2 separate regions of the Homo sapiens genome follow, and region 2 is linked to region 1. A link is a contact called in ENCODE Hi-C or POLR2A ChIA-PET data. All regions are on one chromosome and are shown on one strand. Each heading gives the region's core, a stretch centred on a gene start or an enhancer-like site at or near the end of the contact. The rest is flanking DNA. Distances are from core to core; before and after follow the strand shown. Region 1 has its middle 4.5 kb from the start of SNORA33. Region 2 overlaps LOC105378008 (a long non-coding RNA gene).

Region 1 (5,622 bases), core at 560-3,059:
ACTCATTGCAACCTCTGCCTCCAGAGTAGCTGGGATTACAGGCGCATGCCACCATGCCCAGCTAATTTTTGTATTTTTAGCAGAGATGGGGTTTCACCATGTTGGCCAGGCTGGTCTGGAGCTCCTGACCTCAGGTGTTGGATTGGCCTCCCAAAGTGCTGGGATTACAGGAATGAGCCACTGTACCTGGCCCCAAATCTAACCTTGAACTCTGCATCTTCCCTTACTGTTGCTCTGTGTTTGCTCCAAGTCATTAAAATGTCTCCATCCTCAGACTTTGTCGGTTTTCTGGCTGTTGTCCTCCAGCAGCTTCTGGTCAAATGCAGTGGCTCAATCACAGCCTTTTCCTGACCTCCAGGATTTTAAGTACTGTTGTGTTAGCATTTTGACCTTTACCACATTTCAGTTCTTTCTCTTATTCTGCCTGTGCTTTCAATTGTAATAGTTTCCAGAGTTCAGGTGAGCATGTTTGCTTCTCTGCAGCCTTCCTGAGACATTCTCCCACTCCCACAGCTTCCCCTGATTCCCAAGTCTATTTTGTTTTCTTTGATCAACTCTAAGCTGTACCAGACAATTTCCCAAGGAAGACCCACTTGCTCTTCAAATTTTGCGTGCCTTGAAGTGAACTTTACCATCACTAACATGTTTTTGTTAGAGGAAAAGAAAGCTGACTGTGTGGTATGCACCATACTGCATTCATTATCACTTGTTACTGCGTACCACTTTCCCAAGCCAAAGGCCTTGGCATCCTCAACTCCTACCTGCGCTGTATAGGTCTTACTACTGTCAGTCTCATCCAGATGATTTTCAAGACATGAGTCACTCCACTCCAGTTACTCATCCAGACTTCTGAGTTACAGTTATTGAAAAGTGATCATGTCCATCTCTTCATAACTTTGGTTTGTTCTGTTTGAAGTACCTCTACTTTTCTCCATCTAGATATCTCCTACTCATTCTTCAAAACTCAGTGCAAATGTAATGTCGGCTTCAGAGTGTGATTTGCCTGTGTAGCTTATATGGAATTCACTGGGGAGCCCACTGAAGCAAAAGTGCCAGGACAGAAGCAGATGTCTTCATTGTTTTATGGGGGAAAATTGTTTTATGACATTGGTTGCTGTGTGTGCTCAGAATCTTGTTGAGGACATCCCTCATGAACCCAAAAGGAGAGCTGTTTGAGCCTAGCACTTGATGTTTTCTTGCACCCATGGACAATGAGACTTGTGACTGCCTGTTTTCTTTGGCTGTAAGAGCCTCCAAATGAAAGACTCAATTTTCTTTCTGTTCTTTATTCTTTTTTTTTTTTTTTTTTTGCCTCATTGTGATTTTATTAGCGTATTCTATGTATTTCTGATAAACCACTTTAAATGCTTTAAAAAATGAATGAGAGGCCAAGCGCGATGGCTCACCCCTTAATCCCAGCACTTTGGGAGGCCAAGGCGGGCGGCTCACGAGATCAGGGAGTTTGAGACCAGCCTGGCCAACAGGGTGAAACCCTGTCTCTACTAAATACAAAAAATAGCTGGGTGTGGTGGTGGGTGCCTGTAATCCCAGCTACTCGGGAGGCTGAGGCAGGAGAATCATTTGAACCCCGGGACGTGGAGGTTGCAGTGAGACAAGATCGCGCCATTGCACTCCAGCCTGGGAGACAGGGCAAGACTCCATCTCAAAAAAAAAAAAAAACATCTAAAGAGAAATTGTAAAAAGGCTGTATTAGACTGCTGTTATAAACAAGTACTGTCAGTCTTTAACTGGATTGTTGAGGCAACAGAAGCATTACATAGACAGCTTATAAACCGTAGGAAAGTGTGGAAACATCTGCTAGGCTTACTGAGGACTAGCCCTTAATGGAGTTTGAATTTCTTTTTTTAAATGAGTTCGTTATTTAAAGAGTTGTGCTCAAGGACTATGTTAATCACAAGTACTCCTGAGAGCCACTGAGAGAGAAGAGACTATGTAGTCAAGGAATAAGGTCAGTAGCCATCACCACTCCAGGAAAAGGATGGGACAGGCTGATGGCAGAGAAGGGTACAGCATTGTCCTCCCAGCCAGGCATTTTCAGAAAGGTCAATCCATGTGCTAGAAGAACAACTTCAGCAGTAAGTCCTAGCAAAAGAGATGGCGTGGTTAAGGAGGTGACCTGGGGAGAGGCCACCAGACTCACTCAGGGCACCAGTCTGACTCACTGCTGGTGGCTTGGGATATAGAAGTATCGACACATCAGAATGTTCAGAAGGATTGGGACCAAGCCGATCCCAGGCAAAAATAAATCATGAGTTCCTTTTTGAAAACATGTTTTGACACTTCAAATATAACAGTACATCTCAATTCAAATTGCTTTATCATAAGTGAGATGTTTCAGCCAGCTCTTTTCCCAGAGTTTACAGATCATAATCTTAGTGTGTTGATAAGTTGTATTCAAATCTGGCTTTTGCTTGGGAAGGCTTACAAATACTGGGGAGGAGGATGAATCTTCCTCCTAAGGATTCTTCACCTATGTTGATGGGCAGTTTTCTAAGCTCTTCCCTACTTTGTGTAAAACATTCCTCAGAGTATTTTTTCTCCCCTTTTCCTCCTCCTCTTTCTTCCTTTCTTTTTTTTTTTTTTTGCTAAATGTTCAGTGACGGTCTTCATCACCACACTTTTAATTTGGCTTCCACAGTACCTTAGTTTTTGGAAGGAAATGTGCCAGAGAAGAGACAGAAGTGTCTTTTTGTTGTATTTTTCCATCTCTTTTGAGTTCGTTTTTTAAATATGAATTAACCAAACTGAGTGACAAAGATTGTGAAGATAGAAACCCTGGTGATCCTCCTGAGACCCTACCAATCAGTGAGGTTCTATTTGCCTTTCACTTTTTGATGATAAAGGGAGAGAAAAAAATTTTTGGTTTTTTTTTTGGTTTGTTTTTTGTTTTTTTTGAGACAGTCTCGCTGTGTCACCCAGGCTGGATTGCAGTGGCACAATCTCGGCTCACTGCAGCCTCCGCCTCCCGGGTTCAAGTGATTCTGCCTCAGCTTCCCAAGTAACTGGGACTACAGGCATGCGCCACCATGCCTGGCTAATTTTTGTATTTTTAGTAGAGACGGGGTTTCACCATATTGGCCAGGCTGGTCTCAAACTCCTGACCTCGTGATCCGCCTGCCTCGGCCTCCCAAAGTGCTGAGATTACAGGTGTGAGCCACTGTACCCAGCCAGGGAGAGAAAAAATCGTAAAGCATCAATTCAGAATGTTTTAGTTTAGAAAACCTTTATTAGGCCAATTTCAAATAAAAGAATAGGCATAGCTGTAAGTATATTCATCACAGAGCTACAATACTTTGTGTTGATGGAGAATTGAATAAAATATATGTTTACTTAATGGGATATTAGGGTGCCACTGAAATAGTATAGAAGGGCATTTGTTAATATACATGTTTTGAAAAGTAGTTGAACGTACAATAGGATAGCATTTTCTAGAAAAAGAAAAGGAGGAAATACTAAAATAATATAGAATATAAAGGGGCCGAGAGTGGTGGCTCATGCCTGTAATCCTAGCACTTTGGGAGGCCAAGGTGGGCGCGGATCACCTGAGGTCAGGAGTTCAAGACCAGCCTGGCCAACATGGTGAAACCCCATCTCTACCAAAAATACAAAAATTAGCTAGGCATGGTGGCAGGCGCCTGTAATCCCAGCTACTCGGGAGGCTGAGGTGGGAGAATCTCTTGAACCCAGGAGGCAGAGGTTGCAGTGAGCCAAGATCGCACATTGCGCTCCAGCCTGGGCAACAGAGGGAGACTCAGTCTCAAAAAAAAAAAAAAAAAAAAAAAAAAAAAAAAAAAAAAAAGAATATAAAGGTACATGCTGGCAGAGAAGACAGGTTGGAAGGGTATACATCAAGGTGTTAATGTTTCTAGGAAGGTTTTCCATTTGCTTGTTTTCTTTTTCCTCTAATCAACATGTATTGCTTTTGAAGTAAAATATTTATTTTTATTTTTTAAAGGAAAGTTTACTTGGAAGAAACCCAAGCAGGCACTGAGAAAGAAGGCCAAATGCCAATAAAACATTTTAAATTAAATGAAATAAAGATACAGTACATTCTTGGGGTTAATTTTGAGTGCCATTAATAATCTTTTTAAAAATTTATGTTTTGTGAATCAAGTGAGTTTATATACTTGTCTGTACTTTAAGTTGTAAAAACAAAACTGCTTAAAACGAATGAATTCATGCCTAGCCAGCAGAGGGCAGTAAGAAACTGATGCCAGCTGAGGGACAGGTCAGTGAAAAACAGGAAGACAAGGTAAGAAGCAGGGACTATAGCAGGTTCACCCTAGGAAAAGATTCTTATCGCATTCTGTGAAGATTTTGAGAATTCTGTTTGTAGGAATAGAGATTATAGGATATTGTTGAGCTTAGTTTACTATTTCTGGTTGCATTTATTTGCTTTTTACAAACTGTTATCCATCATTTGGATTGAGTTTAATGAAAGCTTCCAATAATAATAACAATACCAAATTAGCCTTGCTCTTAGACCATTTACATTTAAACTTTTTAAATACTAAAGGACATTGGCATTAATTTTCTAACTCACATAACATTATTTCAATTAGTTGTAATTTTAAGTAGTTAAGTAGTTCAAGTTTTTTTTTTTTTTTTTTTTTTTTTTTTTTTTTGAGACAGAGTATCGCTTTGTTGCCCAGGCTGGAGTACTGTGGTGCGATCTCGGCTCACTGCAAGCTCCGCCTCGCGGGTTCACGCCATTCTCCTGCCTCAGTCTCCCGAGTAGCTGGGACTACAGGCGCCCGCCACCACGCCCGGCTAATTTTTTTTGTATTTTTAGTAGAGACGGGGTTTCACCGTGTTAGCCAGGATGGTCGCGATCTCCTGACCTCATGATCTGCCTGCCTCGGCCTCCCAAAGTGCTGGGATTACAGCCGTGAGCCACTGCGCCCGGCCAGTTTAAGTTTTATAAATGATATCAATTAGAATTCTGTAACCACCAGTGGACACTGGCTGTTTTTTATCTTTCTTCCAAGGTTACTAATTTTGCTCAATTGCAATATATATGTGTGAAATACAAATAAATTATAAAAATTTAAACCGTTGATTTTCAATGTTTTCTCCACCATACTGAGAATATGCCTAGAACTACCCGAAGAACAAGTTTCCAGAGAAAGCCTATTCTGGAAAATGGGCATAATTTGGAGATGATCAAGGCAAGGGGTATACTTTGGAGATTAAATTCTCCACACCATAGCTCCATGGAAGCATCATCTATGTTCTGAGCCTTTATCTCCCGTGCCTAGGACAGTGCGTGGTGTAGTAGGAACTCAGATATTTCAATTGTTTGTTTGTGGGCTTTCTTTTCAGTCTTAAACTCCTCAGCCTTTTTTCACCCTCTATTTTTTAAGGTTCCTTTTCCTCTGGCAACGAAAGTAAGTCTCTAGGTTGGGCTGCTTTGAGTCGAGTGTGGAGCCAAGCTGTCTCAACTTCCTTTCTCTCCAGCTCCACTCTAGGGAGCAGGGCATAGAAACATATCCTATCACAATATGGAGTACATGGCTCTAAGAAGCTGAAAAAATACGTTTAAAGGCCATTGTGAGACCTGGGAACAGTAAAAAGCATGTGAATTCAGAGAAACTATTTTTA
Region 2 (6,289 bases), core at 708-3,207, 110 kb after region 1:
CCCCTCTTTTGTTCAATGCCTTAGACAAAGAAGGAAGTTTTGTCAAAATTGCAAGTGATACAAAATGAGGAGTATTAGCTAATTTGTTGGGGGAGAATAATTCATTAAACTAACTTTATAAGCTAGAAAGAGTGGTTGAAACAAATAAACTGAAATTCAACAGGATAAACATAACTCTTACATTTAGGTTCGAATAATCTATTTCTTGTGTGGAGAATAGTGAATATTTGATTTGGTAGCATATGGAAGGTAAATTTACATATTTTAATGCTAGTTAATCTAACCCAAGAGTGTGGACCTACTGCTAAACACCTAACTCAGTTTTATTGTCTATTAGCTGAAATATAGTGTCCACATCAAGGAAATTATTAGTCTAACCTCATTTGCTGCTGGTCACACAGGAAGTGCTCTATTGAGTTCTGGGCACTACATTTTTAGGGAGAAGTTGACAGCAAACTGGAACATGTTCAAAGGAATAACGGTGAAGGGTCTGGAAACCATATCATATAAGGAATAACTGGGGGAATGTGTTCATTTAGCGAGAGAAAATGACAAGCTGTGTTAACAATTTCAAAGGCTGTTCGGTAGAAGAGGGGGTAGACTTTTCCGCAGAGTTACAGAACTAAAATGAATGGTGGAATCACAGAGTGGTAAGTTTAGGCTCCCAGAAGAAAATGCTTTTCTAACAATTACAGTTATTCGTGAACAGGCTGACTCAATAGTGGCAAGTTGCTGGCCACCAGGAGTGACCTGTGTACCCACCTGTCTGAGCAGCAGGAGGGAGGGTGGGGCTGCTGGCTCTTGGGAGTCTGAGACAGAATCTATGATGGTCCTTTCGTGTACTCCCTGTAAGAGGCATAGTCAGGATCTAGGGCAAAATTTTCTCTTTTAAATTTAAACTGAAGTCCATCTTCATATTCGCGATGACCCACTCAGGATTCTTTTATGCATTTAGAGAAAATGGCTCTCTCTCTCTCTCTCTCTCTCTCATACACACACACACACACACACACACACACACACACACACAGTGTATTTTATATCTTTCTTCCTTTTGCCATTTCTTAACTGGGATAAAAGAGGTCAAGATGGGTAGCCAAGTGGCAGTAAAATACATTTGAATCAAAGTCACATTCAGCAACCATAGCAGAAATATTTTCCCAAGGTTTATTTCTGATTCTAACTGCAATAGTTCATGATCTAGCTTGGCGTGTGTCAACCAGGTTGTCGCTTTGTACCTTGTGTGGGAAAAGATATACTGGAAACAGAGTAAGAGGTAAACACTAATAATGTTTGCCTTGATGGCAAAAATCGTGTTGCAAAGGTGTGTTGTGTTTTCTTGGGAATCGTAGGGTAGAAACATTACGTGAAAAGAACAGATTAAAAATTGCTGTTGTCAGCATCCATCTTTGTACAGTTTTCTAAAGCTTTTTCTGTATATGTATTAGTGACTATGGTATTCTTTATTGTAAATCCTTCACTCATGCTGATATCTAAAGATAGGTCCTACATTTATGAATTGAGAGATGGTGACAAGTCTTTCCTTTCCTTCCTCTTTTGCTTTTTCCCTTCCATCGTCTTCTTCCTCCTCCTCCTTTTCCTCCCTTCTCCAGCTCCCCCATCTGTTCTCTTCCTCCTCATTTTCTTCTTTTCTTTTCCTAACAAAGGGGCATGCCTTTTTTCTACCCTTGAAACCCCAGGGTACAGATTGAGAGTGCTTTTGGTTTCTTCCTGGCATTTCACCTTTTTCCTGTGCTTTGCTGTTTACTGACTCTACAACTTTGCAATGTCCTTTTGGTAAAGCAAACAGGACAGCCTAACCTGTGGAGAAATTATTAATAAAATTTCAAGAAGTCAACTCAGCATGGACTGAATAATGAAATTTGGAATGTTTTCCCTATTGTTGCCTGGATCCAGCCAGGCAGCTTTGGCCCGGGTGGCTCAGCCCAGCTTGCCCTGTGTGGTTTAAGGCCTTTAACTATGAGGCAGGTCATTAACCGGCTGGTGAAGCAACAGCACATTGTTCTGTTATTTTCAAACCACAACAGCCTCTGTGGAATCCAAGAGCCATAAAAATGTAGTTCTGATGCTGCCTGACAGAGGCATAATTCATGAACTCTATAATTTAAAGGGATTTCAATGCAATTGTAAAACTAATAAAAAATGAATTGCTTTTGGGGAACACTGGTACCTTATTTAATCAATTGATTCTACTAATTTAAAAATACAGTTGGCCTGGTAGCTGTGTGTGTGTGTGTGCGTGCATGTGTGCGTGTGTGTGTATGTGTGTGTGAAGATAAGTAAGATTAAATCTGATGCCAACAGTTAGTTTCACGTACATAACATTGCTTTTGGACCAAAAACAAAAAAAAAAAAAGAAAAAGAATCTCAGAACAATGTATGTCCTGTAGCCAGTAACAAAGTGTTTCTCTCTGTACCTTTTTATCATTTCCCCCCCAGAGGTTGATTATGCCCAAGTTAAAAAAAAAAAAGTTTTGGTAAGTTACTAGAAGGTTTAAATTTCAGTCTGGATTTTTTTTTTAAAGCCTCAAATGAAAGGCTTTCTTTAATCAGATAACTGACCAGCCAGTAATTTTAGCCCAACTATGACACACCAGTTGGCAGGTACAGAGGTGCGCAGCCCTAAGCCTTTGCCTCTGTCCCCGTTTCTCTGCCCGCTGGGACTGTCATTGAGCTTCCGTGTCTTACTGCTGGTCCCCAGAGACTGCCTCCAAACATCCTGAAGTTCAGAAAACGAGAGGCAGCTGTCAGAGGTGACCACGCAGAGGGCACAAGAGGGACTCCGTCCCTCCATCACCCCACCTGGGGAGAAAAAATAGGGCCGCCCCACACCGCAGCTGTCTCAGATCCAGAGCATCTACGTTTCAAATTGATCCCTGATTTCCTGAAACCTTGGCTCTGAAGTTGTTTAGGAGGCTTCGGTGGGGCTTTAAATACAAGCACATTAACTCGTCTATTTTAACTCCCCCATCATGAGTAATGGCAGCTCAAAAATGCCCTCTATGATGTCACGTCACAAAAGGCTCAGAAAATTATCCCTTTCCCCTATTGTCTGTCTGTTTTCTTTTGTTCCTTCTCTACTCACCACGTTCACTGGCAGCCATGAATAAAATGTAACATGCTAAATGACTGACATCCATTAAAGCCCCTCGACAAACCTTGGGCCGTGTTTTGAAAGGGCCCTGGAAGAAAAAGGATTGTGTGCTCTTTGAATCTTGGTCTGCTGAACGCCTGCCAAGTGAAGGCTGCTCCATTCAAAGGGCTGAGTGAATAAATGAGAATAACATCCTTGGGGACCCACGGGATCAGTTTACTCCGAAAATGCTCAGCTTCACAAAGGGTCAGAGTCACAAGGTAAATGAAAATGGCTAGAAGAGGACTTTGATGGCCGAAACACTGTAACAGTAGAGGACTTGAAAGAAAACTTTATTTAAAAAAAATAAAAAAGAGGAAAAAGAGAAAAGCGGGGGCAGGGGAATCTCAGAAAGGGAAAATCGGTTTATAAGAACAAAATGCTTTGACAGCGACATCAGTGAATATTTGTTTATAAATTATACACAGGTAGTATATACATAAATGTATGTGCTTGTGAAAATGTATAAACTTTTCATCCACATCTGTAAAAACCATGAACTAATTTTACTTTACACATGAATAAAAACTGGGTCAAGCCTGTTAGCTCATTTTCTTGGTGGGCTACAAGTACTCTAATTGTCATCTTAGTTGCAAGTGATAAAATCTGCAGTCCCATCAAAGATGCCATTTCTTTGGATCACTCCTTGTTTGTTTGTTTTTTTCCACACACCATTTCTCAGTCAGAATGATTTCTATTTAACCACTTTAATGGAGGTGAATTAGAAGCAGTTTTTAGGCAAGGAAATCAGAAAAACCACAAGAATTCTTGACATGTTTCCACAGAGACCCCTGCATGGTGCCTGACACAGGTCACTCATACCAGACCCTCGGGCCCCTGGCCCTTTCAGCTAATTTTTAGGTGTATAGACTGTGGTAGTTTAAAGAAATCCTGCGAATTAGTTATATCAGATTATCTCTTGTAAAGATGTAAGTGAAGTTTAGGTCTCTCCTTTAAAAAGAAACTCAGCTAATGATAATTATGACAGAGGTAGGAGCTAAAGTAGCTGAAGTAGAGGAAGGAGAATTGTGGCAAATGACGGCCTTGCCCCTGCAGGTCTGGTTTCTAGTAGAGGTGACATCAGACAAACTCAACCTTGAACGGTGGGGTGGGTGAAATGTGTCCCTCTCCCTTCCAAAGGTCTGTCCACCCAGAACCTGTGACTGCAAGCTTATTTGGAAAAAGGGTCTTTGCAGATGTAGTTAAATTAAGGAATCCAGGGTGAGCTCATCATGGATTAGGATGGGCTCTAAATCCAAGGACAGTGTCCTCTTTAAAGAAGAGAGGGGAGAAGACAGGGAAGAAGGGAATGTGAAGTCAGAGACAGAGATTGGAGGAGTGTGTTCCGAAGCCGAGGAATGCCAAGGGTTGTGGGCAACCACAAGAAGCCAGGAGACAGGCATGGATCAAGTTCTCCCTCCCAGCTTCAGAAGGAACCACCCTGCTGACACCTTGATTTAGGACTTCTGGTTTCCAGAACTGTAAGAGAATAAAGTTCTGTTGTTTTCAGCCACCAAGGTTGTAGCAGTGTGTTACTACTACTCCGGGAAATGAAGACTGATGACAGTGGCTGGGTGCTGTTGCAATCGTGGACTCATTCATTTTGGGCTTGCTGCTCTCCAGGAAGAGAGAAAAGAGTTCCTCCTGAGGCAGCTGATTGCATTACTGAGTGACAATGGCACATAGGCACACTCTGTCAGAGGTCTCCCTGGTGATCATTTTTCCTAAAAGACCTCTGTTTTTCAATCACTAAACATGCATATCTCCTCAGAACAACATTATTTAGCTGATGTTTGTAAAGGAAAAAAAAATATTCCCCCAAACTCATTGGTCTATGGGAAAAACTCATATTATATTCCAAATATCGTTGGTAACAGAATGGCATGTAAAAGGCTGCTGGTGTTAAGGCCATGGTACTCCACACAAAGCAACTGCATGTGTTGACTGCAATATTAATTCTTCAGTAATTAAAAATTGATGTTTTAAGCAGTTTATATTCTGATTTACTAGTTTGTTACTTACATAGAGGAGTCTTGTTACTTATATAGAGGAGTCTTATTGTGTTTTAATAATTTGGTTGGTGATTTGGGGTTAGTATATAGCACATTTTAACTTTTTCCACTACAAATAATGGGAAATTGACTTTCAGTTAATGTTTTCTCAAAGAATGTCTGTTTCTCAAGAATGTATTATGGAAGTTGTGCAGGAGAGGTCTGTATTTCCTTTTATTGGTATACATATGCGTATACATATTTTAAAAGACCATGTCCATACGCTTGGATGAAATCTTCTGTTAAAAGATGTGATTTAGACTGGGCATGGTGGCTCACACCTGTAATCTCAGCACTTTGTGAGGCCGAGGTGGGTGAATCACCAGGTCAGGAGTTTGAGACCAGCCTGAACAACATGGTGGAACCCCATCTCTACTAAAAACACAAAAAATTAGCTGGGCATAGTGGTGGGCCCCTGTAATCTCAGCTACCCAGGAGGCTGAGGCAGGAGAACCACTTGAACCTTGGTGGTGGAGGTTGCAGTGAGGCAAGATCATGCCACTGCACTCCAGCCCAGGTGACAGAGTGAGACTCTGTCTCAAAAAAAAAAAAAAAAAAAAAAGAAAAGATGTGATTTAGTATCTTTACCTATCTGAATTAGAAACATTAGGGAGTGGCCGATTTAATTTAGATTTAGGATACTTTAGTGTTTACAAGTTATAGTAGATTCTTCTTCAGTTTTCATATATGGTACTGGCTGAAACAAACTTTTGAATACTGGTCATTGCTTTAAAATAAAGGTTTTAGAACATAAAATGTTGAAATACACACTTATTATGCTTGAGTTTTCAGGATTTAGATTGCACAAAATACTTTCTGTTCAATTATTTAAAAATTTCAGGCCAGGTGCAGTGGCTTATGCCTGTAACCCCAGCACTTTGGGAGGCTGAGGTGGGCAGATCACTTGAGGTCAAGAGTTTGAGACCAGCCTGGCCAACATGGTGAAACCCCATCTCTACTAGAAATACAAAAATTAGCCAGGCATGGTGGTGCACATCTATAATCCCAGCTACTTGGGAGGTTGAGGTAAGAGAATCGCTTGAACCCGGGAGGTGGAAGTTGCAGTGGGCCCAGATTGTGCCAC

The links. Hi-C counts contacts between places; a loop is a spot of excess contacts on that map. ChIA-PET counts read pairs that join two places held with the same protein, here RNA polymerase II (POLR2A). Pooled maps may share reads with other maps.
Region 2: a map of PC-3 shows a loop between it and region 1 (2.6-fold over the local background). The contact joins two enhancer-like sites. A Hi-C loop is called at or near these places in 7 of 168 maps with a recorded cell type or tissue (Calu3, HAP-1, HCT116 and 4 more), 5 of 37 single-sample maps with no recorded cell type and 11 of 50 pooled maps. POLR2A ChIA-PET finds 5 or more read pairs at or near these places in 4 of 52 experiments (HEK293, WTC11 and activated T-cell).

The regions. Positions count from the first base shown.
Region 1 is chr6:132,818,941-132,824,562 of GRCh38, forward strand. No RefSeq gene overlaps it. Among named protein-coding and RNA genes, the nearest start is that of SNORA33, 4.5 kb to the left of the region's middle. RefSeq lists enhancers at 559-608, 1,878-1,947. Within about 2 kb of position 1,810, at least 2 of the 41 ENCODE cell types and tissues checked have a DNase peak (open chromatin) inside an H3K27ac peak, as active enhancers do.
Region 2 is chr6:132,930,119-132,936,407 of GRCh38, forward strand. All of the region lies in intron 4 of LOC105378008 (a long non-coding RNA gene), which reads left to right. Among named protein-coding and RNA genes, the nearest start is that of SNORA33, 120 kb to the left of the region's middle. Within about 2 kb of position 1,958, at least 4 of the 41 ENCODE cell types and tissues checked have a DNase peak (open chromatin) inside an H3K27ac peak, as active enhancers do.